Linked DNA regions of Homo sapiens: region 2 is linked to region 1. Evidence: read pairs that join two places in POLR2A ChIA-PET (ENCODE). Cell type or tissue: HepG2. All regions are shown on one strand. Each heading gives the region's core, and the rest is flanking DNA. Links, peaks and the distances in the headings are about the cores only. Region 1 has its middle 120 kb from the start of PTP4A1. Region 2 overlaps LOC124901228 (translation initiation factor IF-2-like).

The links. Peaks named below come from ENCODE experiments on the same cell type or tissue, not always from the same donor. Only the 100,000 strongest peaks of a DNase experiment are listed, where the experiment ranks them.
Region 2: POLR2A ChIA-PET joins it to region 1 with 13 read pairs; 6 of 35 experiments call an interaction of 5 or more read pairs at or near these places.

The regions. Positions count from the first base shown.
Region 1 is chr6:63,449,220-63,464,610 of GRCh38, forward strand. It overlaps a transcript of LGSN not described here. Among named protein-coding and RNA genes, the nearest start is that of PTP4A1, 120 kb to the right of the region's middle. RefSeq lists enhancers at 9,303-9,802, 9,481-9,625 and a cis regulatory region at 9,546-9,559. In HepG2, for the core only: no CTCF peak of the experiment used is centred there; a DNase peak (open chromatin) is centred at 9,592; H3K4me3 peaks cover 426 bases.
Region 2 is chr6:63,557,947-63,573,337 of GRCh38, forward strand. It overlaps LOC124901228 (translation initiation factor IF-2-like), which reads right to left. Exons shown (of 2, transcript XM_047419610.1): 2 at 8,289-15,391. The coding sequence ends at 14,739. It overlaps PTP4A1 (protein tyrosine phosphatase 4A1), which reads left to right and starts at 14,534. Exons shown (of 6, transcript NM_003463.5): 1 at 14,534-14,773. It overlaps LOC128125822, which reads left to right and starts at 14,534. Exons shown (of 2, transcript NM_001415059.2): 1 at 14,534-14,773. The coding sequence starts at 14,735. It also overlaps a transcript of LGSN not described here. RefSeq lists enhancers at 13,520-14,257, 14,258-14,993, 14,318-14,612, 14,994-15,391 and silencers at 14,276-14,695, 14,996-15,125. In HepG2, for the core only: no CTCF peak of the experiment used is centred there; DNase peaks (open chromatin) are centred at 6,475, 7,255 and 7,725; H3K4me3 peaks cover 1,461 bases.

The sequences.
Region 1 (15,391 bases), core at 5,013-13,012:
AAAGAGAGAGCCAACATAAAAGCAAAGGAGGAAAAGCATAAAAGAAAAGAAAAAGACAGGCTGGGCGCGGTGGCTCCTGCACTTTGGGAGGCCGAGGCGGGCGGATCACAAGGTCAAGAGATCAAGACCATCAAGGCCAACGTGGTAAAACCCTGTCTCTACTAAAAATACAAAAACTAGCCGGGCGTGGTGGTGGGTGCCTGTAGTCCCAGCTACTCAGGAGGCTGAGGCAGGAGAATCACTTGAACCTAGGAGGCAGAGGTTGCAGTGAGCCGAGATCACACCACTGCCCTCCAGCCTGGCAACAGAGCGAGACTCCGTCAAAAAAAAAAAAAAGAAAAGAAAGAAATAATCTGGGATAATGGTGACTAGAAATTCAAAATGGCAATTGTTCAAAATTCCTAGAAAACAACCAGTCCAAACTGGATCAAGAAGATAAAAGAAAGGGTATCCCCCCAGAGAAAGAAAACAAAAATGAGTATCTGATGTTTGAGGCTATTCAGAAAAGATTTTTCAGTCGTAGGTAGTTTCAGGATAAAATAGTGGTTGGATCCTAAGAAACAACAGAAACAAAACACTAACACTGAACAATACTAAATAGAATATACAACTAGTTGAACAAGTAATGTAAGCCACTATGTGGCTTAGCTGAAAATAATGAGCTGTCACATAATAACATAAACACAATTATTTATCAAATGAAAACATACCCTTTTTAGGGAATGTGTGAGACATGGAGAAGCATGTATCTGAATGTGTGTGTGAGAGAGAGAGTCTGAGAAAAAGAACAAAGCCCTCATCTTCCTTAGTAGAAAACCAATTAATAATGTCTAAAATTGAAAAATGGCCAGGCATGGTGGCTCACGCCTGTAACCCCAGCACTTTGGGAGGCTGAGGCGGGTGGATCACATGAGGTCAGGAGTTCTAGACCAGCCTGGCCAACATGGTGAAACCCCATCTCTACTAAAAAATGCAAAAAAAAAAAAAAAAAAATTAGCCAGGCATGGTGGTGAGCACCTGTAATCCCAGCTACTCAGGAGGCTGAGGCAGGAGAATCGCTTGAACCTGGGAGGCAAAGGTTGCAGTGAGCAGAGATTGCACACTGCACTCCAGCCTGGGCGACAGAGTGAGACTCCATCTCAAAAATAAATAATAAATAAATAAATAAAATTTAAAAATAAGCAAGGTGTGGTGGCAGGCCCTGTAATCCCAGCTACTCAGGAGTCTGAGTCAGGAGAATCTCTTGAATCCGGAGGCAGAGGTTGCAGTGAGCCAAGACTGTGCCACTGAACTCAAGCCTGGGCAACAAGAGCAAAACTAAACTCCACCTCAAAAAAAAAAAGAAAAGAAAAATAATTTTTTAAAAAACGTTAGTAAACATGTTATCTATGAACATAAAGGTAAATAAAAAAGCAAAAAACAAGAACAAAACAGCTAAAAATTGAAAAAGATTATAATGGTTTTTTTTTTTTAGACTGAGTCTTGCTCTGTGGCCCAGACTGGAGTGTAGCAGGGCAGTCTTGACTCACTGCAACCTCCACCTCCTGGGTTCAAGTGATTCTCTTGTCTCAGCCACCTGAGTAGCTGGGACTGCAGGTGCACGCCATCACACCTGGCCAATTTTTTGTATTTTTGGTAGAGATAAGGTTTCGCCATGTTGCCCAGGCTGGTCTCGAATTCCTGAGCTCAGACAATCCCCCTGGCCTTGGCCTCCCAAAGTGCTAGGATTACAGGTGTGAGCCACCACACCCGGCTGTAATGGTTTTCAAGAAAGCAAAAATCAAAAGGGACAGGGCACTCCTTTTTTATGTCTAGTAATACTATTTTAAATGTTTTCATTGATTAAAATAAATTTAAGATTAAAAAACAGCTAAATGAAAAAAAGACAGCTAAATGAAAAAAATCATACACTGTTGGTGGGAGTGTAAATTAGTTCAACCATTGTGGAAGACAGTGTGATGATTCCTCAAAGATCTAAAAATAGAAATACCATTGGACCCAGCAATTCCATTACTGGATATACACTCAAAGGAATATAAATCATTCTATTATAAAGACACATACATGTGTATATTCATTGCAGCACTATTCACAATAGCAAAGAAGACATTAATTCAACATAAATGCCCATCAAAGATAGACTGGGTAGAGAAAATGTGGTACATATACAACATGGAACACTATGCAGCTGTATAAAAGAATGAGATCATGTCCTTTGCAGGGGCATGGGTGGAGCTAGAGGCCATTATCCTTAGCAAACTAATGCAGGAACAGAAAACCAAATACCACATAGTTGTAGCTCTCACTTGTAAGTGGGAGTTAAATGATGAGAACACATGGAAACACAGAGGGGAACAACACAAACTGGGGCCTATTAGAGGGTGGAGGGTAGGAGGAGGGAGAGGATCAGGAAAAATAACTAATGGGTACAAGGCTTAATAACTGGGTGATGAAATAATCTGTACAACAAACCCCCATGACACAAGTTTACCTATGTAACAAACCTGCATATGTACCTCTGAATGTAAAATAAAAATTAATTAAAAAAAAAGAAAAAAGTAACATAAAAAATGCATACATATATCTTATGCATCAATTGAGATGGTCACACAATTTTTCGTCTGTTGATGTGTATTATTTTGATGGATTTAAAATTTTTAAACTAAATTTAAATTCCTAGAATAAACTCACTTGGACATGATCTATTACTTTTTATATATCACTGAATTTAATTCTGTAATAGTTTGGATTCCATTGATTAGAAGGAAAAAAATACTCTGTTAAGAATTTTTGCATCTTTGTTTATGAGAAATATTAGAATTTTGTTTTCTTGTCTTTTTTTTTTTTTTTTAAGGTCTTCATTAGAGTAATGCTGGTCCCATAAAGTGAGTTGGGACATGATCTCTCCTTTTTTATTTTCCGGAAGAGTTTGTGGAGAATTAGTATTTTTTCTTTAAATCAAATGTTTGGTAGGTTTCACCAAACTGTCTGAGCCTGGAGTTTTCTTTGTTGGTTTTTCGTTTGTTTGTTTATTATTCTTTATTTTAGAGACAGGATTGTCCTCTGTCACCTAGACTGGAGTACAGTGGCGCAATCATAGCTCACTGCAACCTCAAGCTCGTGGGCTGAAGCAATACTCCTGCCTCAGCCTCTGGAGTTGCTGGGATTACAGGCATGAGCCACCACACCCAGCAACCTGGGGTTTCTTTGCAGAAAAATTTTTCACTGTGACTTTTATGGATTTTATTAGGCTATTCAGATTTTCTGTCTCTTCTTGAGTAAACTCTGGTAGTTTGTGACTTCAAAGGAATTTGCAAAGCTCATCTGTTTTCAAATATATTGAAAAAAATTCATAATATATTTATTTTTTTTAAGTATTTGTAGGAAATGTAATGATGTCCCCGATTTTATTCCTAATATTGGTATGTTATCTTTCTCTCTCTCTCTCTCTCTCTCTGTCTCTCTCTTTTCTGTCAGTCTGGCTACAAGTTTATCAGTTGTATTGATCTTTGCAAAGAAGTAGTGTTGCATTCCATTTTTTTTCTTCTTTTTTCTGCTTTCTATCTTATTGATTTCATCTCTTATTTTTATTACTTTCTTCTTTATGCCTACTTTAGCCTTAATTTGCCCCTTTTTTTCTAGTATGTTAAGATTGAAGCTTGGATCATTAATGTGAGAACTTTCTTCTTTTTGAATATATGCATTTAATGTTATAACTTTCCAACCAAGTGCTGTTTGGGTCACACTAACAAATCCTAATAGGTTTTGTTTTCATTTGGTTTCATTCAAAATATTTTATAATTTTAACTATGGTATCTTCTTTGACTCGTATTTTATTAAAAGCATAGTGTTTAGTTTTTTAATATTTGGAGATTTTTAATATATCTTTCTGTAATTAATTTCTATTTCTATTTTCTTTTGGCCAGAGAACATACATTGTATTATTTTATCTCAATTCAGTTAAGTTTAATGAGATTTGTATGGCCTGGAATATGGTCTATCTTGGTGAATGTTACATTTGCACTTGAAAAGAATATGTACTCTGCTGCTGTTACATGGAGTTTTCTATAAATAAACAGATCATGTTGGTTGTCTTCTATGTCCTTTCTAATTTTCTCTCTATGTGTTCTATTAGTTACTAAAAAAAAGAGTTGATATATACAACTACAATTGTAGATTTATATATTTCTCCTTTCAGTTCTCTAAGTGTTTTACTTCAGGTATTTAGGAGCTCTGTTTTTAGTGCATATACACTTAGGATTGCCAGGTCTTCTTCAACTGATCCCTTTATTGTAATGTAATGTTCTTCATTACCCCTGGTAATATTTTTTATCATAATGTCAACTCTGATTTTAATAGAACCACCCTGCTTTTTTTTTTGTTTGCATGGTATATTGTTTTCTGTTCTTTTACTTTGAACAAACATCTGTCATTATAATTTTTTCTTTTTTTGAGACAGAGTCTCGCTCTGTTGCCCAGGCTGGAGTGCAGTGGCGGGATCTCGGCTCACTGCAAGCTCCGCCTCCCGGGTTCACACCATTCTCCTGCCTCAGCCTCCCAAGTAGCTGGAACTACAGGCGCCCGCCACCACGCCCGGCTAATTTTTTGTATTTTGTTTAGTAGAGACAGGGTTTCACTGTGTCAGCCAAGATGGTCTCGGTCTCCTGACCTCGTGATCCACCTGCCTCGGCCTCCCAAAGTGCTAGGATTACAGGCGTGAGCCACCGCGCCCGGCCGTCATTATAATTAATCCTCAAAACAATTCAATAAACTAGGTACAGTTATTATCCCCAATTTACATGTAGGAAAACTGATACAGAGCATTCAATACTGCCCCTTGCTGCCTCTCCATTCAGCCTGTTTCCAGAGCTTTTAGTGTTCTCCTGATGCTACTTCTCAAATATGTTCAGATTTTAATATTTTTAGTGTCTTTTTTATTCATTTACCATCTAATGTAAATTAAATACTCAAAATAATGTGTGTTTTTTCCTGTCACCGTTATGGGACCACAGTAAGGCTATTAGCATTTTGCATGAGGGAAGTTTAAATACAGATTGAAACACTTTTAATTTCCTTGGATAGGTACTGGAGAAAAAATAAATTCTTACCACATTTCTATGGACATCAATATTAAACCCCAGTTCTTTTTTGATTCCCAGTTGACTAATTTCAGCTTAAGTAAACTAGTAATTTAGTCGTTAACAGATAAGAGGCTTGAGGCCAGCTCTATACTAGAAGTTTTTACATTTTCTTTTTTTTTTTTTTTTTTTTGAGACAGAGTCCTGTTCTGTCACAAGGGCTGGAGTGCAGTGGCGTGATCTCAGCTCACTGCAACCTCCGCCTCCCGGGTTCAAGCAGTTCTCTGCCTCAGCTTCCCAAGTAGCTGAGATTACAGGCGCCCGCCACCATCCCCGGCTAATTTTTGTATTTTCAGTAGAGATGGGGTTTCACCATTTTGGCCAAGCTGTTCTTGAACTCTTGACCTCGTGATCCATCTGCCTCAGCCTCCCGAAGTGCTGGGATTACAGGCGTGAGCCACCGCGCCTGGCCCTACGTTTTCTTTTTTTCTTTTTCTTTTTTTTTTTTTTTTTTTGAGACGGAGTCTTTGTCTGTCACCCAGGCTGGAGTGTAATGGCAATCTCTGCTCGCTGCAACCTCCACGTCCTGAGTTCAAGTGTTTCTCCTGCCTCAGCCTCCCAAGTAGCTGGGATTACAGGCACCTGCCACCACGCCCGGCTAATTTTTGTATTTTTGGTAGAGACAGGGTTTCACCACGTTGGCCAGGCTGGTCTTGAACTTGTGACCTCAGGTGATCCAGCCACCTTGGCCTCCCAAAGTGCTGGGATTACAGGCGTGAGCCACCACGCCTGGCCAAGTTTTTACATTTTCTATAAGGAAGTTAGCCACAACATCCCACCAATAGAACCAACTGGATCTCAGTTACAAGGAAAAAACAAATAGCTCAGCGCATTCTGAGCTATGTGAGACATGCAAACTTTATCCAGTTCAGAAAGACAGGAATATGGGACTTCACTCTCCCTATCCTCCCACACCAGCACCCATGCCCAAGGGCAATTTCTGAAAGGGATTTTGTTTCTGACCAAACTGCCTCACCCATTATCTTCAGGTACCTGGCATTTGTGATACAAAGAACAATGCATAGCCAATCAATAGCTTAAGCTATTTTAATATAAATTCTCGTAAAACAACTTAGAAATCCCCTCTTCTTTTTTCATTTAAAAACTCATTTGTGAGTGGGGCGAGGTGGCTCACTCCTGTAATCCTAGCACTTTGGGAGGCCGAGGCGGATGGATCACCTGGGGTCAGGAGTTCAAGACCAGCCTGACCAACATGATGAAACCCCGTCTCTACTATAAATACAAAATTAGGTGGGCACAGTGGCATGTGCCTGTAATCCCAGCTACTTGGGAGGCTGAGTCAGGAGAATCACTAGAACCCGGGAGGCAGAGGTTGTAGTGAGCTGAGATCGCATCATTGCACTCCAGCCTGGGCAACAAGAGTGAAACTCCGTCTCAAAATAAAAATAAAAATAAATAAAAACTCATCTGTGGCCCAGAGGCACAGTGGCTCAGGATTATCATCCCAGCACTTTGGGAGGCTGAGGCAGGAGGATCACTAGAGCCCAGGAGTTCAAGACCACACTGGGCAACACAGCGAGACCCTGTCTCAAAAAGAAAAAAAATTAACTTTTGATTATTAAAAACAAGAGCCAGGTGCAGTGGCTCACGCCTGTAATCCCAGCACTTTGGGAGGCTAAGGTGGGTGGATCACAAGATCAGGAGTTCGGGACCAGCCTGGCCAACATAGTGAAACCCCGTCTCTACTAAAAATACAAAAAAATTAGCCAGGTCTGATGGTGGGCACCTGTAATCCCAGCTACCTGGGAGGCTGAGGCAGGAGAATCCCTTGAATCCGGGAGGTAAAGGTTGCAGTGAGCCAAGATCACGCCACTGTACTCCAGCCCTGGGGACAGTGGGAGACTCCATCTAAAAAAAAAAGTAAAAGTTAAAAAATTAAAACTCACTTGTAACTTCTGCTAATTGGAGCATATCTTCAGGGCACCTTGAGTCTATACTCCCAGGTTGCAGACCTCAAACTTGGCAGAAATATACATATATATATATATATATATATATATATATATATATATATACTTTTTTTTTTTTTTTGGTAGAGACGAGGGTCTGCCTATGTTGCCCAGACTGGTCTCAAACTCCTAGACTCAAGCGCCCCTCAGCCTCCCAAAGTACTGGGATTACAGCCATGAGCCACCACACAAACGATCTTCTTGTTTGCCTCAGTTTTTTTGTTCAGGTTGACAGTTATTAGTTCATGTCACAGAAGAGAGTAAACCTGTAAGTTGTGCTCCCTGGAATATACCACACTGCCCCTCATACTCAATAGAGCCTCCTCATTCTGCAGCAGCTCCTTAGAGCTTGGGCTATGGGTCTGTCACCAGACGTAGCCTCTGTTCCTAACAGACTGAAAATTCTGGCACTGGCCAAAGAACAAGAGGCTTAGGAGCCATTTTATAGCACCCCCTTCATCAAAGCAGAGAAGGGAAGAAAGCAGAGAAGGGAAGAAATTCTTTGCCACTAGATCAGGCTCCAAGCACATTGTTGCAGGCTTCTCTGAATGAGTTACTCAAGGAATTCTGTAGGCTTTACCCTGAGCAAAAGTTTCCAACAAAACAGTTCAGAGTTCCTGAACCTCTACCCATTTCATTGTACTGCTTCTCCACCTTAATATGGAGAAAACAACCTTATTCAAAAGTCAAAATGCTTGACCTCATTAAGGAATGCTGCTCACCTGGAGCATTCCCCTCATTCTCACCCTCATCATTTAGAGACCATTGATATTTTAAATGCCTAACAAGTGGTTGCTTAGTCCACACTACACCAAATATTGGTTTGACTGATTTTCTTTCATACTGTTATTTTGTCATCTTGTAGATATATTTCTACTTTCTAAAAATATAGTTTGGACCGGGCGTGGTGGCTCACACCCGTAATCCACCACTTTGGGAGTCCGAGGCGGGTGGATCACTTGAGGTCAGGAGTTCGAGACCAGCCTGGCCAACATGGTGAAACCCCATCTCTAATAAAAATACAAAATTTAGCCAGTCGTGGTGGCACATGCCTGTAGTCCCAGCTACTCGGGAGGCTGAGGCACAAGAATCACTTTAACCCAGGAGGTGGAGGCTGCAGTGAGCCAAGATTGCACCACTGCACTCCAGCCTGGGCAACAAAACCAGACCCTGTCTCAAAAAATAATAAATTAAATTAAAATATAGTCTGGCAATCCAATAATCCAGGTATTTTTCTATCTGGAATTTAGGTTTTTAAATTCAAATCAGGCCGGGCATGGTGGCTTACGCCTGTAATTCCAGAACTTTGGGAGGCCGAGGCAGGCAGATTACTTGAAGTCAGGAGTCCAAGACCAGCGTGGCCAATGTGGTGAAAGCCCGTCTCTCCTAAAAATACAAAAAATTAGCCAGACATGGTAGTGGGTGCCTGTAATCCCAGTTACTCAGGAGGCTGAGGCAGGAGAATCACTTGAAGCCAAGAGGCACAGGTTGCAGTGAGCTGAGATTGCACCACTGCACTCGAGCCTGGGCTACAAAGTGAGACTCCATTTCAAATAAATAAATTAATTAATTAATTAAAATAAATTCAAATCAGATTTAACTAATACTTTCACATATTTACCATCTACAAGGCACTAGGTTGGAAACCTTTATTTAATGTCATAGTAGCACAAGGTCAAGCTATTATTTTCACAATTCTTTCTCCAGTGATTATAATTTCATTTATTTTTATTTTTATTTATTTATTTATTTATTTTTAGACAGAGTTTCCCTCTTGTTACCCAGGCTGGAGTGCAATGGCACTATCTCAGCTCACTGCAGCCTCCACCTCTGGGGTTCAAGCGATTCTCCTGCCTCAGCCTCCCGAGTAGCTGGGATTACAGGCATGTGCCCCCACGCCCGGCTAATTTTGTATTTTTAGTATAGACGGGGTCTCTCCATGTTAGTCAGGCTGGTCTCGAATTCCCGACCTCAGGTGATCCACCCACCTCGGCCTCCCAAAGTGCTGGAATTGCAGGCATAAGCCATCGGGCCCGGCTAGCCTTTCATTTTATAAAGTGACCATATATATTAGCGTTGGAAACAAATGCTGTGCCTATAATTTTCTAGATTTTTTTCACTTCAGTTTCTACAACTATGACATTGTTACCGTGTTTATATATACCTTCCTTCAGAACAAAGGGTAAACAGTAATTCTGCACTTATGTTAAAAAAAGAACTGAGTTGAAAGCCTGAAGATCTCGGTCCTAGGACCCAGCTAAGGTTGGAGGACTGTGTGAAAGTTACCCAAACATTCTCGGTCTTGGTTTCATTGCCTATGACATTAAAAGATTAGACTGGGTTCTCGCTAGGGACCTCTCTAATTCTAGGAGTCTGAAAAGCCTTCAGAGAGAGAATGTACTTTGGAAACAACTAACCAGGTGTATGTTTTTCGAAGTGTTAATGATTGCTAGGTTGTGACACTGAAATCAGTAAAACACGAATCAAATATTTACACATACCTTCCATGCAGTGTATTTTCCATCATGGGAAGGTATTGGGCAATGGAAAATTTCTCAAATACTTTTACTGGAAGAGACAAATTAGGCTCAGTTTTTTGTTACCATTATGTAAAGTTTGTAATAATGCTATGTGAAACCCTTTGTTTATTCATAGATGAAAATACCATGTCGAGAATTATTCAGCAAGTTGCTCTCAGACTAAGATGCTTATGACTTGCTTTAGAGTGTTTTCCTTTACATAAGATTTTACCTGAAAGACCAAGTCTATTGTTGTATTATTAACAATTATAATTCAAAATGTCAACAATGTTTCCATTAATTATAGGCATTGTTCCTTAAAGCTGGCCTAAAATGGAAGTCAGAAATCAGGGTTTGAAGGTAAAATGTCAAACCATTTTGGTTCTCTCAAAAGATTTTTTTTATGCCGTTTAACTGAATACTCCAATTCTGTCTATGAACTAGGAGAGACCATATTAATGGTTTTCCATGCATTAATACAAAAAGCTTTGGAAAATACGCCACAAGCTTACATGTCTACTGAAGTATATTATAAATTAATTATTGTACTTTTTTGAATTTTAAATTTTCTGTTTAAATTTTCAATCTATTCATTATAGGATCTCACTATGTTGACTAAGTTGGTCTTGAACTCCTGCCCTCAAGCAATCCTCCAACCTCCGCCTCCCAAAATGCTAGAATTAAAGGTGTGAGCCACCATACCCACCCCCGCCGCCCCCAACAAATCTATTCATTCTTTCAGGATGAAGTCTATATGTATATTGCCCATGTTTTGAAGTAGAACTTCCTTTCACTTATTCAGTAGTAATCTTTTTTAAGCTTTACTGGAGGCCTAGGCAGGCAGATCACTGGAGGTCAGGAGTTCGAGAACAGCCTGACCAACATGATGAAACCCTGTCTCTACTAAAAATACAAAAATTAGCCAGGCGTGGTTGTGGGTTCCTGTAATTCCAGCTACTCAGGAGGCTGAGGAAGGAGAATCGCTTGAACCCAGGAGGTGCATCATGCCATTACACTCCAGCCTGGGTGACAAGAGCAAAACTCCATCTCAAAAAATAAAAATAAATTTTAAAAAGAACCTTTTCTGATCACCTAATAATGCTAAAGTTTCCTAGGAATTTGATGACCAACTTCACGTGCTCCATGTCCACACCCTTCATTGTGCAACAAACTTTGCTCATATCTCCTTCTGGGCCTTTTCCACATCAAAATCCTAGTCTTTCAAATCTGCCTTAAATGGAAGATTTCATTCCCTTTTTTTTTTTTTTTTTTTTTTTTTTTTTTTGTATTTTTAGTAGAGACGGAGTTTCAACATGCTGGCCAGCCTGGTCTCGAACTCCTGACCTCGTGATTCACCTGCCTCAGCCTCCCAAAGTCCTGGGATTACAGGCATGAGCCACCACACCCGGCCCCATTCCCTAGCTTTTATTACCCTTCTACTTCTGACCTTCATTCACTTATTTTTAGCTTTATTGTCTTCCTTGAGTGTGATGCCCAAAAACACACCACAGTTTTCTGAGTGAAAGATAACTGTGCTTTCTTTCATGAGTCTAATAACTTTCCTAACAGTAGCCAATATTTCACTTGTCTTGTACTAAATTAATACATTGAAAAACTAAAAGAAAATTTCTATCTTTGAATTTAAATTGACGTCCTTTACTCTTTTACCTTGAAATCATACTTTCTATCATTCATAACTGGATGCTGACCACTGCATTTGCCCATGCTGAATATTATTTGCCACTTCCTTGTTCATTTCTATTATTAGGAGGAATTTTCTTAGTTCCTTCCCTCCTACTATTACTTAAGTGAAAACTATGTTTCCCAGAACAAACCAGCCCAGGGGAAAAAATAATAATCACAATGACAATCAGGCTTGCGGATTTTTCCTTTTCTGTCCCAGCATGCCCGGTGGAAAACTGAACCTCCCAAAAATTAGGAGTGTGTTCTTCTGAATATACTTTTGGCTGTTCTCTTCTGTTCTAGTTCACTAAGGTGATGACTCCTGTTGCCCTTGACACCCAAAACAGTAGCCAATAGACAACATCTACTGAGGAAGTCTCCCACATATCAAAATGTGTATAGTACCACAGGCATCAAAGTCTACACTGAATGTCTGGCATGAGGGGGCCAAGCGTCCCTCAGGAGGGCTTCTATCTTCTGTAGCTACTGGGGCCACTGCCATGCCATCTTGTATCGTAAATGTCTCTGCTGCTGGGTTTTTTGGGTTTTTTCCCCCAAGACGGAGTCTTACTCTGTCGCCCGGGCTGGAGTACAGTGGTGCAATCTCAGCTCACTGCAACCTCTGCCTCCCGGGCTCAAGCCTCCCGAGTAGCTGCGATTACAAGCATGCACCACCATACTGGGCTAATTTTTGTATTACTAGTAGAGATGGGGGTTTCACCGTGTTGGCCATGCTGGTCTCAAAATCCTGATCTCAAGTGATCCACCCACCTCAGCCTTCCACGGTGCTGGGATTACAGGCATAAGCCATCATGCCCAGCCTTGTCTGTGCTCTTTTGGTTTTCTCTTGTTCTCCATTTGTACTCCCTCATCCTGAGATTTAGTCCTGAATCCAAGGAGCCTGAGCTAAAGGATAATTTCTCCCTCAAATACTGGCTGACTGTCTTCAAACCAAGCCCTTGCACATCAACATTGTGAACTTTTTCTTCCCACATGACAAGTTATTTCCTGTGAACTTTCTTGTTTCCAGAATGTGTTCTACATTTACATGATCTAGTTTAATTCTGATGACCACCTCCAGAAGAGATATGCTGCAGTTTTACAGATGGAAAAACAAAGGCATCAAGAAATTACATTAACTACTCTACATTGGACAGTTGGCAAAGGACAGATCCCAAATCAATCTGGTCTTCATACCCCACGGCCCTGAATTATAGCTTCTCTACTTTCTATTAATTTGTATTCCAAATGTGTTGCTTCCTAAACATCATATTATACTGCATCAATGTCAGGAAACCAGAAGCTTGCTCTAAAAGACATGCCCAGACCTTTTTGAATTCTAGTATAAACACAGTTCTGGCTCCAACTCTAATTCTTATCATCTAAGTATGAACATAGATTCTGCATATACTAGTATAGTCCCCTGAGCTTCATTTTTTTTCTCCTGTATGCAATTGGCTAATAATTATTTTCTAGGGTGGGAAAGAATCTGGTACTACTAGGACTTTTCCTTCGTTTCTTCTGCAAGCTTCAGAATTCTTTCTCTTCCAGGTCTTTTCCAAAAGTCATAAATAAGTGTTCTCTGATTCTCCGAGGCAAAGCCTGAACTCTCTTACTCTATAAACTTATCATCTTATAAAAACTTCTCTCAACCCACATATCACACTGCTTTAGAATATTACAGGCCTGTCTTTCCCAGTGGACTGTGAAATACTTGAGAACAAGGATTGTATCTGATTCGGGTATCTGATACCTAGTGTCAGGAAATAATAAGAACTACTAGGAAAACCCATGACTAGTACTCACTGTTTACAAACATATGGCTGGATGTGGTGGCTCACACCTGTAATCCCAGCACTTTGGGAGGCCAAGGCAGGTGGATCACCTGAAGTCAGGAGTTCGAGACCAGCCTGGGCAACATGATGAAACCCTATCTCTACTAAAAATACAAAAAAAAATCAGTTGGACATGGTGATGCATGCCTGTAGTCCCAGCTACTTGGGAGGCTGAGGCAGGAGAATCACTTGAAACTGAGACAGAGGTTGCAGTGAGCTGAGATCGCACCACTGCACAAAACAAATATATTCCTAGATTTTGGTTTTTGTTCTCTAAGCCTTATTACCTAAGAAGTTTACTTCAAACTTTTCACTCACATGCCTCTAACAACCAAGGAGTGTTTCCAGAGTGTCACAAGGCCTACCTCTACAGCGTACTTGCCATAAGTTCAAATTTGATACCTTAATTATTTATCTCAATCTTGCTTCGTCTACATAATCCAATGTGTCCAAGATCATGGTAGATAGGATAAACCGGAACAGAATGCAGATAAATACATTTCTTGTTTTAATAAATATGGATTTATGTTCAGGTGTGTCTTAGGAGAAAATATGACCAGTTGACCAAACTATTGATTTCATGGATATTTTTTCACAAATAAGAATTATAAAGGGAAAACTTGAATAGCTAGATATTTGGAAAACATTACTGTAATGATTTCTTTCTCTTCTGATAGGAGAGACAGCATGAGTGGTAGAAACACAGACTGAAGCTAGACACTTGAGTTTAAATTATGGATCCTCCACTGCTAGTTGTGTAACGTTGGCAAATATCTTAACCTCTCTGTATCTCTGTTTTCCCATCTTTCAGAGGGACATAAAAATTGTGCCTACCTCATAGAGTTGTTGTGAGGATTAAATGAGTGAATATATGTTAAGCATCTAGGATAGTACCTGACATGTATAAAGAACTATCTAAGTATATGCTGATATTATTATCTTTATTCATTATTATTATTTAAAAGAATGTTTTATATTTATGGCAGAATACAACTGAGGCTCCAGTAAGGTGTGCCACAGAAATCTTGTCACCTCATTTTGTCTCATCTGCCACTCTTGTACATTGCTACATATATCTAGGAATGCTAAAATATTCGTATTTGAGAAGCAAATTCCTATAGATTGTTATAAATACATATGATGTTCAAGTTCCTCTTTACTACAATATAAAAGTAATACTTTATTTATTTGCTTTTAATACTTTATGGTCTTGCAAGGCCTTGTACGTTATGTGTGACTGCTGATTCTCTGTAAGAACTCTGGCATATTTATGAGGCATGATATTATTTGGGAAACCATGTTGCTGGGAAAAAACAGGTCATGCTTGTAGGTACTCAACCAAACTAGGCTTTGATGTAGAGTCTTTAATTGTGTAAATAGCACAATTTAGTTAATGACATATGTGTTGAAAACCTGAAATTTAATAGTGCTTTGTAGTATAACAAAGTGTTTTGAATATATCATCTAATTTAATACTTGAACAAACCTGATGTATCAATTTTGCAGACGAGAAAACTTTGTCTCAGAACTATTAGTAAGGGACCAACAAACACTAAGCCAAAAATGGACAGTACCGAATTTCCAATAAGAGTGTGCCCTTATCTTATCTTTTACAGATAAATGGTAATTTGAATTTCCTTCAAAATAATCTAGTTAGGGAAGGGAGCATAAATGAAAAAAAATTGACAATGAACCGATCATTACTGAAGCTGGATTATGGATATTTGTGTTCCATTTTTCTATTCTTTCTACTTTAGTCCATTTTTGAAACTTTCCCTAATTAAAAAAAAAAATAAGTTTAAAGAAAAAATGTGAGACTATGAATCTTGGCTGTGTTCTTTATCATCTGTCATTGGGCAGGACTGTGCCCAGTTTCCTCATCTATAAAATGGTAATAACAATCCCTCCCTCTTAGGGAAGTTGTGAGAATTAGATGACCTATTGCATGTAACTGTTGCATGCAGCAATTGCATGGAGTATTTTTCTGATTCTCAGTTGTTTGCTTTCTCTATTACAGGCTAATATCTATTTTGAATATAATATTAATCAACTCATTCATTCCTTCAATAAATAATGTGCAAGTCATGTTCTAAGCATTGACAGTACAGAGACAAACCAAATAAATAAAGTACCTAGCCTCACTTAGCTTAAAATCTAGTATGGAAAAAATATATATATATATATGTATATAATGTATTAAATATTAATGGAGAAAAATATGTCAGGTTAGAAGTAATGAAGAGAAA
Region 2 (15,391 bases), core at 4,495-12,494, 110 kb after region 1:
GGGTGCGATCTCGGCTCACTGCAACCTCCGCCTCCTGGGTTCAAGCAATTCTCCTGCTGTGACTACAGGCACCCACCACCATGCCTGGGTAATTTTTGTATTTTTAGTAGAGACGGGGTTTCACCATATTGGCCAGGCTGGTCTCGAACTCCTGACCTTGTGATCCACCCACCTCGGCCTCCCAAAGTGCTGGGATTACAGGTGTGAGCCACCGTGCCCGGCCACATATGCATTTTTAAAATGCAGGGTGGATTAAATGGGACAAGACAAGTCATTGAATTAAGTTATTGCAATACAACTCAGAAAATATTGTGGAAGGAAGTAAAAGGGGGAAGGAGGGAGGGATGGAGGAGAGAAAGAAGCAGGGAAGGAAAGAAGGAACAAATGAACAAATAAGGCTTTTGACAGTAAAAAATTAGAAGGAGGGGGACAATCTCTGAGCCACTGCTCTCCAGACTCAATAGAATGTGGTAGCCAGTCAGACAGAAAAGAAGAAAAGGGAGGAGTCTAGTAAGATTGCCATGTCTGTGGCTTGAGCACCTGAAGGACAAAGGTTTCAGTCATTGTCTCATGATAACAGTAAAATGAACAGGTCTCATGGGGGAAGAGAGATTATTGGCTCAGCCTAAACCATGTTGAATATGAGGTGCCTCAGTTCATCCCATGGAAATATAAATACATCCAGAGCTCAGAAGAGAAGACTTTACTGGAAGCACATCTTAGGGTCATCTTTGAATGTTTGGAAGTTGAGACCAAAGAAGTCCTCTAAGTAAGTCTGAAATTGTAAAGTGTATAAGAATGACAGAGAAAGAATAGGAAATATTCTTTAAAATACCAACACCTATAGGGCAGGGAGGCAGAGGAAGACAAGCCATCCCAGGGGCCCCCATAAGAGAGTTTCAAGAAAGAAATAAAGATATGGAATGAGTTGCCTCATCTGTCAAGTAGGATTGTTGTAAGAGTTAGATAATGCTCCTAAAGTGTCTATTACAATGCCTGCACATAGTAAGCACTGAATAAATGTTGAAGGGTGATTAGCTTTAAACAGGACATATCAAAGGCCATAAGGATGGCTTGACTGTATGGAGGCGAGAAGGATAGATCATTTTGCTCACTCTGCTCCCCTTATCAGTCAAAAGAACACTGGAGAGATGAATCAATGATGTTCACCATGTCCATTAGCGGGAAATCAACAAGTTTGACTTCACCAAAATCAGTTCATATTTACAAATAACATGCTAATGAGGAAAAATATCTTATAAATACTCCCTTGTAACAAAGATTATTAAAGCTGTTCTACATTAATTAAAAGGATCATAATATAATGATACTTGTAAACAGCAAGGACTTAAGTGGAGTTATTTGGGGGAAGTGATAGTGTATAAAGCTATTTGACAGTTTCATTTCCATCCTTACTTGTAAAAACAGTAAATTTACTTTTCACAGTGAACACTAAATAAAAGAAAAATGGCTTAAACGCAGCAAAAAAAATCATTTGGTTTAAAAAATGAATTTCACGGCCAGGTGCAGTGGCTCACACCTGTAATCCCAGCACTTTGGGAGGCCGAGGTGGGCGGATCATGAGGTCAGGAGATGGAGACCATCCTGGCCAACATGGTGAAACCCTGTCTCTACTAAAAATACAAAAATTAGCCAGGCATGGTGGTGTATGCCTGTAATCCCAGCTACTCAGGAGGCTGAGGCAGGAGAATCACTGGAACCCAGGAAGCAGAGGTTGCAGTGAGCCAAGATCGCGCCACTGCACTCCAGCCTGGGTGACAGAATGAGACTCTGTCTCAAAAGAGGAAAAAAAAAATGAATTTCACAGCCAGGCATGGTCGTTCATGCATATAATACTAGCACTTTGGGAGTCTGAGGCAGGTTTGCCCAGGCTGGTTTCGAACTCCTGGGCTCAAACAATCCTCCTGCCTTGGCCTCCCAAAGTGTTGGAATTACAGGGGTGATCCACCGTGCCTGGCCAGATGGTGTTTTTTCGTGACAACAGCAACCCAGGATGGACATAACAGGAATATATAATATTGTGGAAGATCACGGAATGGCCTCATTCATGAAAGACTAAGGAAGGTACCCCACGGTAATGCATTTCATAACATATCTAACCAATTTCCATAGTTTTCATCATTTACAATAGTGCCTCTCAATAAAAATGAATTACTTGAAAAGTGAAAAGTACCAGCCTGGCAAACATGGGGAAACCCCGTCTCTACTAAAAATACAAAAATTAGCGGGATGTGGTGGCAAGCGCCTGTAATCCCAGCTACTTGGGAGGCTGAGGCAGGAGAATCACTTGAACCCAGGCAGCAGAGGTTAAAGTGAGCTGAGATCACGCCATTGCACTCCAGCCTGGGTGACAAGAGTAAGACTCCGTCTCAAAAAAAAAAAAAAAAAAAGAAAGAAAGAAAAGAAGTGAAAAGTAAAAAACAAAACACAAAGCCTTTTTTTTTTTTTTCTTGAGACAGAGTCTCATTCTGTTGGGCGGGCTGGAAGGCAGTGCACATGATCTAGACTCACTGCAACCTCTGCCTCCCGAGTTCAAGTGATTCTCCTGCCTCAGCCACCCTAGCTGGCATTACAGGCGTGTACCACCATGGCCCACTAATCTGTGTATTTTTTTTAAGTAAAGATGGGTTTTCGCCATGTTGGCCAGGCTGGTCTCGAACTCCTGACCTCAGGTGATCTGCCCACCTCAGCCTCCCAAAATGCTGGGATTACAGGTGTGAGCCACCGCACCCAGCCACAAAGCCTAATTTTTGAAATTAAGTTCAATAGAAATAAAGTTACCCTGTCAAATCGCTGTAAAAGTTTTTAAATGCTTGCTCTCAGTTTCTATGCTTATCTCCTCTCAGACCAGTAACAGTTCATAGATTGGCACCAGTTCACAGACTACACTTAGAGTAGCATTAGTCTGGGGAACAACATCTCTTGAAGTAGCCATCAGAATGAAAAGGAAGGGCAGATTTTCAGTAAAGTATTGCATAATCATATTTTATGATTCACTTTTACTAAACTCATGGAAGGATGAAATATAAGCCCAAATGCCAGTGCCTTTGTAATGGAATAATTCCTTTACAGGATCAGAACACGTAGGAAGCCAAATTAATAATTGAAAGCTTGTTTGTTTAGCAAAGAACCAGAGCATAAGAAAGTAAATAACCTTAAGGGATATTTCAAGGCCATGAGTACAGCCTAACAGAGTGATGGAAGCAGGGACTCTTGCAGTTAAGCCACTGGAATTTGAATTCCAGCTGCATCACATAATACTTGTATGACCCTAAGCTTTCTGAGGCTGCATGTCCTGATTTTTATAATGGGAGTAATATCAATCTGGAGAGATTTATGAAAGGTTTAATATAGTGCTTAATACCCAACACATAGTAAGCACTCAATAAATGTCAGTCAATGTTATTAATACTATCCTATAATAAGGTATATTTCTACAACAACCAGCACATTCAGTACAGATTCAATGCCTCTTCCCTAGACAGTGCCTGATAAACACTGACAACCTTCATATCTTTAGACCTTTCTATTCTGTGTACCCAGTCATCATCTTCCTTCTGTTCTCACAATCTTCCTCTGGGCAGATAAAATAAAATTGATTTTGTTTCCGCTTACAATCACATTCCAGGGCACTTACAATCACAACCCAGGTGACTTAGGTTATACCCAAGTCACCTTGGGTTTTAGATGTTTCCAAACGTTTAGAGGTGATTTCTTGGTTTATAGCCACAAACATGATACATAAACAACTTTAATTTCCCAGGGAGCTTCTCACTGGTTGGGCATTATATTCTCACATTTGATGGCAAACAAATACACATTGAAAGTAAATTATAATCAGATCAACTATCCAAGAACATGGAATCAGAACGAAAGTGATTATAAAGTTTTTGACAGCTGCTGTCAGGTTAGGATAACCTGGTGCTTCTATCTCTGCTGCAGAGAGTACAATAAGGCTACAGACCTATCGGTGCAACCTCTTTGAGCATTTATCTGAAATGATTTTTCCCCAACTGTAAGAGTATCATTTTTGGAAAAAAAATACAAAATATAGGAAGTTATAAATAAAAAATTGTTTATCATCACATCACCCAGTGACACCCATAAAGTATTTAAATGTCAGTTATTACCTGTTAACATTTTAGTTTATTTCTTTCTATTTTTATAGCATTTCTTTTTATTTAACATTACAATTATTTATTTATCTTAAAGACATTAAGATATTTTCTTTTTCTTTTTTTTTTTTTTTGAGACAGAGTTTTGCTCTTGTTTCCCAGGCTGGAGTGCAATGGTGCGGTCTCAGCTCACCACAACCTTCGCCTCCCGGGTTCAAGTGATTCTTCTGCCTCAGCCTCCCGAGTAGCTGGGATTACAGGCATGTGCCACCACACCCAGCTAATTTTGTATTTTTAGTAGAGACAGCGTTTCTCCATGTTGGTCAGGCTGGTCTCGAACTCCCGACCTCAAGTGATCCAACTGTCTTGGCCTCCCAAAGTGCTGGGATTACAGGCGTGAGCCACCTTGACTGGCAAGATACTTTTAATATCCGAAAAGTATTTCATTATATAGATACTTCAAGTGATATCACCCACTATGAGTTGATTTTTTAACTAATTTCTATCTCAGAGTCTGAGTATTCTAATAAATTCAACAAAACAGTGCAAATATGTGTTTAGCACATGGCTTGGAAAACAACAAGAGCACAATAAGTTTTAGCTATTCTTGCTGTTATTGTAATCTATCAAGAGTTTAATTGTTCTCTTAATACCTAAATATACAACTTTTAGGAGTCCCGCTGCTATATTCTCAAAACCCTCAGAAATAGTGTCTTTCTCTAAGCATACTTTGAGTGCCTTTATTTATTTTAAGTTTCTGGTTTATTCCCTACAAACATATTGCTAATGAAAATGTGAAATTATGGAACTTTTCATCAGTGTGCCTATACATTCAGCACCATAGCATAAAACAGGCTCAAAACCATGGCCTTATATCTCTGTTTGGCCTTTGACAATTTTTAGAGGCAGTGTGGCATTTTGTGATGTAAAACTTCTCCATTTTATTTCCATATTTCTAATCTCTCCACTTTTCTCTGCCTCCACTGTCCTGATCATAGTCAACACCAACATTGTCTTCCATTTGACAAGGCAGGAAATCTCAAGTGTTTCACCCTGTTAAAATAATTCTACTCTAGGGCCTTCTCCAATCCATTCTCCACAGAACAGAAAAACAATTCTCTTAAAACAAATTTCCTGATATGTGGTGTGATTCACTGTCAGCAAAATAAATCCAAATCCTTTCCATGGCCTACAAGGTCCTACGTGATCCAGTCCCTGCTAGATGTCCAGGCTTATTTCCTTCCCTTGTATTGCTGCAGTCCCTCAGGTCTTCCAACTCCTTGAGTACCAACCAAACTCCCACCTGAAATTCTGTGTTGTCATTTCCTCCACCAAAAATATCTCTCTTCCTCCCCCTCTTTTTGTGATTCATTCTCATCATTTAGATCTGGATCTCCTGGGAGACACCACCCCTGACTTCACTGTCTAAAGTAAGTCACCCCAGCCATTCTGTTGACCTCCTTCACAGCACAGATTATAAATATATTCTATGCTTATTTACTTGTTATTTTCTCTCTTTTCTCACCTGTATATAAATTTCATTGGGGCAGAAAACATGTTTATGTTATTCATAAGATAGCAGAGTGCCTGGCATATGCTAGGCATTTAACACATATGTGTTGGGGAAGGAGGGAAGGTTGACAGCCACAGCTATGGATGTAGGTGAAAACCCCAAGGAAAGTGGAAAGTGAGTCCAGGAGGCCCTAGGACAAAACTCCAGTGAACACCATTGTTAACGGGATTGAGAGACTAAGAACCCTGCAAAGAAAACTTAGAAAAACTGGGAATAGGATGCCCTAATAGAATTTTATGTGGGAAAGTAATATGATAGTATGCAAATAAATAGTGGTTGAGTATTTACTATGTGCATTAATATGTCTGAGGATTAAAGAAATACATTATAGGACAACTATATTTAATGGTGGCTCACGCCTGTAATCCCAGCACTTTGGGAGGCCAAGGCAGGCGGATCATTTGAGGTCAGGAGTTCGAGACCAGCCTGGCCAACATGCAGAAACCCCATCTCTACTAAAAATACAAAAATTAGCCGGGTGTGGTGGCAGGTGCCTGGTAATCCTAGCTGCTTGGGAGGCTGAGGCAGGAGAATCACTTGAACCCGGGAGACGGAGGTTGCAGTTAACCAAGATTGCACCATTGCACTCCAGCCTGGGTGACAGAGCGAGACTCTGTCTCAAAAAAAAAAAAAAAGAGAGAAATTTCAAAAGGCTTCTATACTCATTTTCTCTTATGTTCAGTATCTTCCAGCCATGAATGGAACTATAGAAATACACGAAGATAGCAACGTTTGTTGAACATCCCTAGTTAAAAAGCAACTGTGTTAGGATAAGAAAAAAGCATGACTGTTGTAGCTTTTGTTAAATAAATGTTATTATGCTTGCAGGAAATTGTTCAACAACATTTCTCCTTATGTAAGGCCTGCCCCAGTAATGCTGCTTAGGTCACTGTCTGTCTGGATTATCTGCAGCCTAAATGCCAACTCTGTAAATTAAACCTGTCAAGTGACAGCTTTGCCATAGCATGCATATCCAACCTTTAAAATTTATTTATACTCCATTCCCTTTCTCTAGCCAGATTAAATTCTCCTTTCCTAAGCTATTTTTGCCTCAGTTCAGACTGTGGCATAATTCAACATGTTCTAAACAATCACATGGAGACTGTGGCCTTCCTGATTTTCAATTCCCAAATGATTTTTATTCAGGCTATAGAACAGCAACAGAAATTTCACCAAATTTGCTAAAATAAGAAGAGTCTTCTCAAACTAGATTCCTCCAGGTACCAGTAGGCAAAACAGTCATGAGTTATGGATAGATTCATAATAAGTCCTTTATTCAGTGCCCCAAGGAAATGGTGCCTTTCAGCATGCAAATGAAAAGTATTCTCTTACTAATCAATCTGTCCATCATTTCTTTTTTGTTTTTCCTTGAGAGAGAGGGTCTTTGGTCTGTTGCCCCAGATGGAGTGCAGTGGCATGATCACAGCTCACTGCAGCCCTAACAACTCCTGGGCTCAAGCAATCCTCCCACCTCAACCTCCGAGGGAGCTACAACTACAGGAATGCACCATCATGCCCAGATAATTTTTTTTTTTTTGTAGAGACAGGGTCTGACTGTGTTGCCCAGGCGGTATCTGTCACATCTTAATACACACACTAAGCTCCTACAGAAGTAAATACTATATTAAGCGGCAGAGTTACTAATGTGAATACACATTCTCATTTGATTTGGAGACTACCTAGACAACTTTCAGGTTTATATTTAAATTGATTACAATTAGACATGAAAAAGGGACAGAGAATGGGCATAATAGAGATCGATTCAAGAGAATTGTTTCTTAAAATAGACTTTAAAAAAAAAAGTTGTTCAAAACTGCCTTAATCAATTTTACAGAGAAAATATTACCTCAAATGGTTTGATATGATGACTTGATAAGATGTTACTTCTGATCCAGCAGGATTCATTTATTAATATAAATATTTACATCTGTAGTACCCTCCTAGGTGGGTGACTGTTTCTATATGTCTGACTCAACAAAACACAGTAGCCCACAGGCAGCTATTGGCCTTTGGACTTTGTCCTTAGGCCAGATTCCTTAAAAGGCTTGTTGTGACAAGCTTATTTGCTCATTGGAAATTTCTGTGTCTAAATTTCCCACAGAAATTAGGATGTAGCTCTGCTACAGCATTTTGATTATTCATCAAAACTTACTCAAAAGACTTTTGATAAATCTTTAAATCAATGTCTTAAGGAAGAAAATTAAGTCACTTTTTAATATAGAGCATGTTTTAGTTTTGAACAATATTTAAGCACTGCAAATTATATGTTCATAGAGATTTAAGCATAGGCATACCTTGGAGATATTGCAAGTTCAGCTCCAGACCACCACAATAAAACAGGTATTACAATAAAGGAAGCCACATGCATTTTTTGGTTTCCCATTTACACTACATTGTTGTCTGTTAAATGTGCATAGCACTATGTCTAAAAAATGTACATACCTGTTTTGTCCCACTGAACCCATAGCTGGAGTTGCCTTAAAAGCAGCAGCAGGAGAATTCGTACAACAGAGTACCCCAAACCATTTGAAGACAGGGCTGGTTTGAGATTTCAAAGAAAGCAGCTCTAAATGCCAGAGTGATCAGTCCAAAACATTTATTAAAGGAACTTGCAGGGTGTTGCAATGTATTATTGTGATGGACAGCAAGAGAAAAGGGATGTTTTACCCACATTAGTCTGTAGCCAGGGGGTGAGGGGATGGAGTTTACATGAAAATTTAAGGAATTCGGCTCAGGGTCGGGGTCAGTTTCTTTCCAGTAAACCAAGACATTATTATCAGTGCCTGGGAATGTTCAAGCTGGTTTGGGTTCAAGCCAGCTGAGGAAAACCTATGGCTACAGCTGGCTGGGTCACTGTGATTTTGGTCAAGACACAGAAAGGAAGTGGGGAAAACGGGTACCCTAGAATACCTTAATTTAAAAATACTTTTGCTAAAAAATGCTAACAGTCATCTGAGCCTTCAGCAAGTCATAATCTTTGCTGTTGGAGAATCCTGCCTCAGTGATGATGGCAGCTGACTGATCAGGGAGGTAGTTGCTGAAGGTTAAGGTGGCTGTGGCAATTTCTTGAAATAAGACAATGGAGTTTGCTGCATTGATGACTCCACAAAAAATTTCTCTGTAGCAGGCAGTGCTGTTTGATAGTATTTTACACACAAGAGAACTCCTTTCAAAGTTGCAATCAGTCCTCTTAAAACTCACCCACTGCTTTATCAGCTAAGTTTATGTGATATTCTAAATCCTTTATCATTTCAACAATGCTTACGGCATCTTCACCAGCAGTAGATTCTATCTCAAGAAACCACTCTCTTTTCTCCTTCATAAGAAGCAACTCCTCATTCATTCAAGTTTGATCATAAAATTGCAGCGATTTAGTCAACTCTTCAGACTCTGTTTCTAACTCCAATTGTCTTGCTATTTTCACCATATTTGTAGTGATTTCCTCCACTGAAGTCTTGAACGCCCTCAAGGTCATCCATGAGAGTTGGAGTTAACTTCTTTCAAACTCCTGTTCATGCTGATACTTTTACCTCCTCTCATGAATGTTCTTAATGGCATCTAGAATCCTTTCCAGAATGTTTTTGGTTTACTTTGCTTAGATCCATCAGAGGAATCACCATCTACAGCAATTTATAACCTTATGAAATGTACTTGTTAAATATTAAAACCTGAAAGTCAAAATTATTCCTTGATCCATGGGTTGCAGAATGGATGCTGTGTTAGAAGGCATGAAAACAATATTACTCTCCTTGTACATCTCCATCAGAGCATTTCAGTGACCATGTGCATTGTCAAGGAGCAATAGTATTTTTAAATAAATCACGTTTTATCAGTAGGTCTCAACAGTGGACTTAAAATATTTAGTGAGCCATGCTAAACAGATGTGCTGTCAACCAGGTTTTGTTCTTCCACTTATAGAGCACAGCAGAGTAGATTTAGCATAATTTTTAAGGGTCCTAGGATTTTCAGAATGGTAAATGAACATCTGCTTCAACTTAAAGTCACCAGCCACATCAGCCCCTAACAAGAGAACTGCCTGTCCTTCGAAGCTTTGAAGCCAAGCATTGACTTCTATAGCTATGAAAGTCTTGGACAGCATCTTCTTCCAGTATAAGACTGTTTTGTCTACATTGAAAATCTGTTATTTAGTGTAGCCACCTTCATCAATGTTCTTGGCTAAATCTTCTCAATAACTTGCTGCAGCTTCTCCATCAGCACTTACTGCTTCACCTTTCATTTTTATGTTAGGGAGAGGGCTTCTACTCTTAAACCTCATGAATCCACCTCTGCTATCTTCAGACTTTTCTTCTACAACTTCCTCACCTCTCTCAGCCTTCATAAAAATGAAGAGAGTTAAGGCCTTGCTCTGAATTAGGCTTTGACTTAAGAGAATGCTGTGGCTGGTTTTCTATCCAGAACTCTAAAACTTTCTCCTTATCAACAATGAGGCTGTTTCACTTTCTTATCATTCCTGTGTTCACTGGAGTGGCACTTTTAACTTCCTTCAAGAGCTTTTCCTTGGCATTCACAACTTGACTGTTTTGGGTATGAGGCCTAGTTTTCGGCCTATCTCTGCTTTCAACTTGCCTTACTCAGCTTAATCATTTTTAGCTTTGATTTAAAGTGAGAGATGAATGACTCTTCCTTTCACTTGAACACTCAGAGGCCACTGTAGGGTTATTAATTGGCCTAATTTCAGTATTGCTGTGTCTCACTGAGGGACTGGCCCATCAGCGGAGCAGTCAGAATATATTCAACATTTATCAAATAAGTTTGCCATCTTAAATGGGTACAGTTTGTGGTGGCCCAAAACAATTCCAATAACAATATCAAAGATCACTGTTCACAAATTGCCATAACAAATGCAATAATAATTTAAAAGTTTGAAATATTGGGAGAATTACCAAGATGTAACACAGAGACATGAAATGAGCACATGCTATTGGAAAAATGGCTCTGATAGACTTGCTCGACAAAAAGCTGTCACAAACCATCATTTTGTTAAAAAAAAAAAACAATATTTGCAAAGCACAATAAATGAAGGTATGCCTGTATACTACATATTTATTTTTAATAATCATATAAGAAAATTAATTGGATATAAAATAGGCTGTTCTAAAACAGCAAGAGGGAAATAAACTTTAACAATGCTGACAGCAGCCATGGCATACTTGAATTTTTAGGACTCTTGTTAAATATGGGTATGGGAACTTACCCTCTGCACTAGTATCCAGACACTTACTAGATTATGGCCCATTGGGGTATTTGCCTCTATTACATATATTTGCTAGACTGTCATTATACCTTGCAATCTAGTGTCTTTTTCTAGGTTGATATTGTCACGTTTAATCTATTATGGCAATGATATTACTCTTGCTATGTTAAATGTTTTTATCAGACTTCCTTGTAGCCCCAACCAATCTGAGAAGATTGAAAATCAAGGAATCCTTCACTCCTTTTGTAAACTTGGTAAAATGGAATCAATGTTTACTAGATCTGCTGTTCTTGTGAAGATTTCTCTGTTCTTCTTCATCAAGATTTGCCAATCTTCCTCTGCACTCTTGCCTTCTGCAGTCTTTCCTCTTCCATAAAAATATCGCTTATAATATTCTTTTTTTGAAATGAAGTCTCACTCTGTCTCCCAGGCTAGAGTGCAGTGCCATGATCTCGGCTCACTGCAGCCTCTGCCTCCCAGCTTTCCAGTGATTCTCCTTCTTCAGCCTCCCAAGTAACTGGGATTAGAGGTGCCTGCCACCATGCCCAGCTAATTTTTTGTATTTTTAGTAGAGATGGGTTTCACCATGTTGACCAGGCTGGTCTTGAACTCCTAACTCCTAATCTCAGGTGATCCACCCACCTTGGTCTCCCAAAGTACTGGGATTACAGGCATGAGCCTGTATGCCACCATGCTCAACTTCCTTATAATATTCTTCTAGTCTTATTTCCCAACTGCTGGCTTTTATATTTTGAATTGTCAATAGAAAGCCCTGCCTATCGTGATGAGGTTAAGGACACATGTTTTGCTGAGAGAAGTAACTTCCAGCTGAGAATCTTGTTTAGCAGGAGAGAAAATCCTCTATTTTAGAGCCTCTCCTGGAGCTTAGAGTAAGCATTGGCTTTTAGAGGTGTTTTCTCCCTTTTTGATGTCTGGAAGCACTATTTTCAAGTCTGTTAGAGACCCACTTTAAATAAGTACAGGTGCTAATGCTCTGAGTGCAAGTCTGTAAGGGTTAGTGAGTCCTCAAATCACAGAAGTCTCCTGACCAATGCTGGGATGTTCTACTGTTCTCCAAGAATCTGCAGCTTAAAAGTATTAAACTAAATACAGCAGACACCCTCAGCATAGCAGTGAACCACAATGGCAGCTGACAAGCAGGAACATTTAATGGATTGGTCAGCAAGACCACACTTATATCTTGTTTAAAATGTGTCCTTTCCTTTGGGAGACTGAGGCAGGCAGATCTCTTGAGGTCAGGAGTTCAAAACTAGCCTAGTCAACATGGAGTTTTCTAAAAGTACAAACAAATTAGCCAGGTGTGGTGGCAGGTGGCTGTAATCCCAGCTACTTGGGAGGCTGAGGCAGGAGAATTGCTGGAACCCAGGAGGCTGAGGTTGCAGTGAGCAAAGATTGCACCACTGTGCTCCAACCTGGGCAAAAGAGCAAGACTCCATCTCAAATAAATACATAAAATAAAATGCATCGTTTCTCTCAACAGCAAAAGCCTTATTTTTTCATCCTTTAAATATGTTACTTTCATAGTAGGATAAGATGGTACCTTGTCTGAGAGGCTAAGACCCCCAGGCCACTTGAGAATTTGAGAGCTTTTAGAACTTGATGAGCATAGCTGACTGGATACTTCGTGTCAGCACTGCTTGTGGTAATTACAGGATCTGTGGATCACAAGGCTCACAACTTGTATCACAAGTTCTACAAGAAAATTGGCTAACACATATTTGGCTCTGTTAATCATTTGCTGAGTTTATATCTTGTCCCACCAAATGTATTTTTTGAAATGCCATTACATGAAAAAGTTTCACTATTCCAATTATCTGTGTTTACCAACTTGTGGAGTAAGAGTGGCTGACTGAATATGTGCTTTTTAACTACACTATTATATACATTGGCCAAGCTTTTTATATTAACCCTACCCATGAAGTATCACCAATATTTCCCCCAGTGTGAAATTGACATTTGTCAAAAGCCTTTTGCCATATAAAAGTTTTTAGTTCTTATATATGAAATCTGTCCCTTTTTTTCGACATGAGTTCCCCAGCCTGCTTAGCTTTGCCCCTACCACCCAAGATTTTTAAGCTTTCTATATTTTCTTAGAATTTAAGATTTTAAAGTCTTTACTTTTTTAAATCATTTATTTGTAAAGGGACATATTTCTCAAGTGTGCTAGTTTTCCTTGATTTTAATGGATTAAAATGTGTCGTAGGTGAGCCATTTTCTTCCAAATGACGAAGAGTTTTTGTTCCTTTGAAAGTCTGGCCCAGGATTTTGTTTGTTTTTGTTTTTTTAAAGTTCTTATTTTACTTACAGAGTTAAGAAAGTTGAATAACTATACAACCAGTCTCTAAATAGAAGTTCTAATAAATCCTAAGATGTTGCAGGGCACTGAAAGAGGACAAAATTTGATCCCTAAAGCCCTCTCCAATCTCATACTCGGTGAAAATAACAAACAAAAGGCTTCAGTGTTAGTGGAAAACTGAGTTCTTAAAAAGCAGGTAAAGGTCCTGTTTGGTCCTTCTCCAGAGCTGAGGAGAAAGGGTTTTCAGATTATAAATAACAGAGGTGCCCTTGTATGGCACAGAATTGCGATAAGACTTTACTTCTTAGGGGCTTAAATAATGAAGTCAGTAAAAGAGGACTGAAAACGAACATAAAGAAGAGCTTTAGCTTTGACGCAAAGAATTACATCAGTGCTTGACAAAACCGAGGATTCTTAATTTCTAAAAACGCTTTCTTTAAGCACTTCCTAACCTTTCATTATCTGAGACAACATATCAAGTGAGCAGCAGTACAAAGGATGCATGTGATTTCGAAATGCCACAATTGAGCCAACTGCAGTTGCACGCGTACGTAGTATAGAGAGGTGTGATCAAAAAAAGAATATAGGGAGCATAGGGCTTCGTCTGCATCAAAAGATACTCTCCCCATCTTCTATAGCCTTAAGTTTTGCGAAGGTAAGTTTCTCCCCGCTTGAAAGCGCCCCCAGGGACAAGAATTCATCTTGACCAAGCCTAAGGCCGTGGCATGCAAGGTGTTGAGTCACCGGGTACAGCGGTCTTGCGACATAAATATTATTTGATGACGAAGGTACTCGGGGCCCAGGTGCCAAGGTAAACCACTGGCAAAGATGACCGTGGTTAAGGCAGTAGAAAGCAGGCTCGACACTGAGACGCGGTTCCAGCCCTAGAAGGATTGCATTTTACGATTCAGGCAAACTTCGAGTCTCCTCATGTGACATGTGTGCACTCCTGGACCGTTTTAATTATGAGAAACGTGGTTTGCAGCATGATTCCTTCCAGTCGATAAATCGGAATCTCTCTCGCTCCCACCCCTTCTTAACTTCAGGCTTCCTGCATCCCGGAGCACTCCCGGCAGCCCCTTCCCTCCCCCGCCCCGGGGATGCTCCGACTCGGCGCTTAGCCATTCATCAACCGGTTCACACCGGCGGCGGCCGCCGCGGAGTGACGTCCGGAGGGGGCGGGCCTCCGCCCCCGCCTGTCGGCTCCTGGCCCGCGGTTCCAGGCCGCGATTGGTGGCTGGAGGGTTGCACGTCGCGCCGGCTATAAAGGGGAGGGCTTGTGACGCAAGGGCGCCTCGGCGCGTGTATTGGCTCCTTCGGCTGCGGGCCGGCTCGGCTACGCGCTCTGCTCCGAGCCGCTCACTGCATGGTAGAGTCTGGTGCCCCCGCCGCCGCCTGCATCGCCGCCACCGCCGCTCCGCCACGACCACCGCCGCCTCCTGCCCTGCAGCCACCGCCACCGCCTGTGTCGCCGCCGCCTCGGGACCGGCTGTATGATTAGGCCACAATCTTCAATGAGTAAACATATTCCTGTGAGTAGCCGTCGCATCGTCGCCTCTCGGGCTGGGAATCCACGACCGGCCCCCCATCCCCGCTGTCGCCTTTGTTCGGAGCCCGGCGTCTCCTCCAGGTTGCCCCGGGTTGCGGTTCCGGTGGGTCCCGGGTGGGAGCGGGCGGGTTATGGCCCTGTGGCCGGCCGATTGCGGCCGGCTGTGCGGAGGCAGATGCCGGGCCCCTCGGGGCTGCGGGGTGGCGGTTGGCCGCCGGAGGCACCGGCTTTTGAGTCCCTCCCGAGCCCGGAGCGACGGGGGCGGCGCGGTCCGGCTTCTGCGGCGGCCGGGGGCAGTTTCGGCTTCCGCAGCGGGCCGGGTGGGTGGCACAAAAGCCGCTTTGTGACCGCCGCCTCCGCCCTTGGCCCTTTGGTCTGGCGCGACCCGTCCGGGCATGGCAGGCTCCGCGGCGTCCCGGGGCCTCTTTGTTCGGCCGGAGGAGAGTGGCTGCACTGGGAGCGGGAGACGTGGCCCGGGGTGGGGCGAGGGCTGCGCGTGTCACTGCGGAGCCGGATACGGGGAGGGCGCGGCGGTGGCGGGTTCGCCTCCAGATCCGGGCGGGCGTGGGGTAGGCCGGACAGCCAGGCACGGGTGGTAACG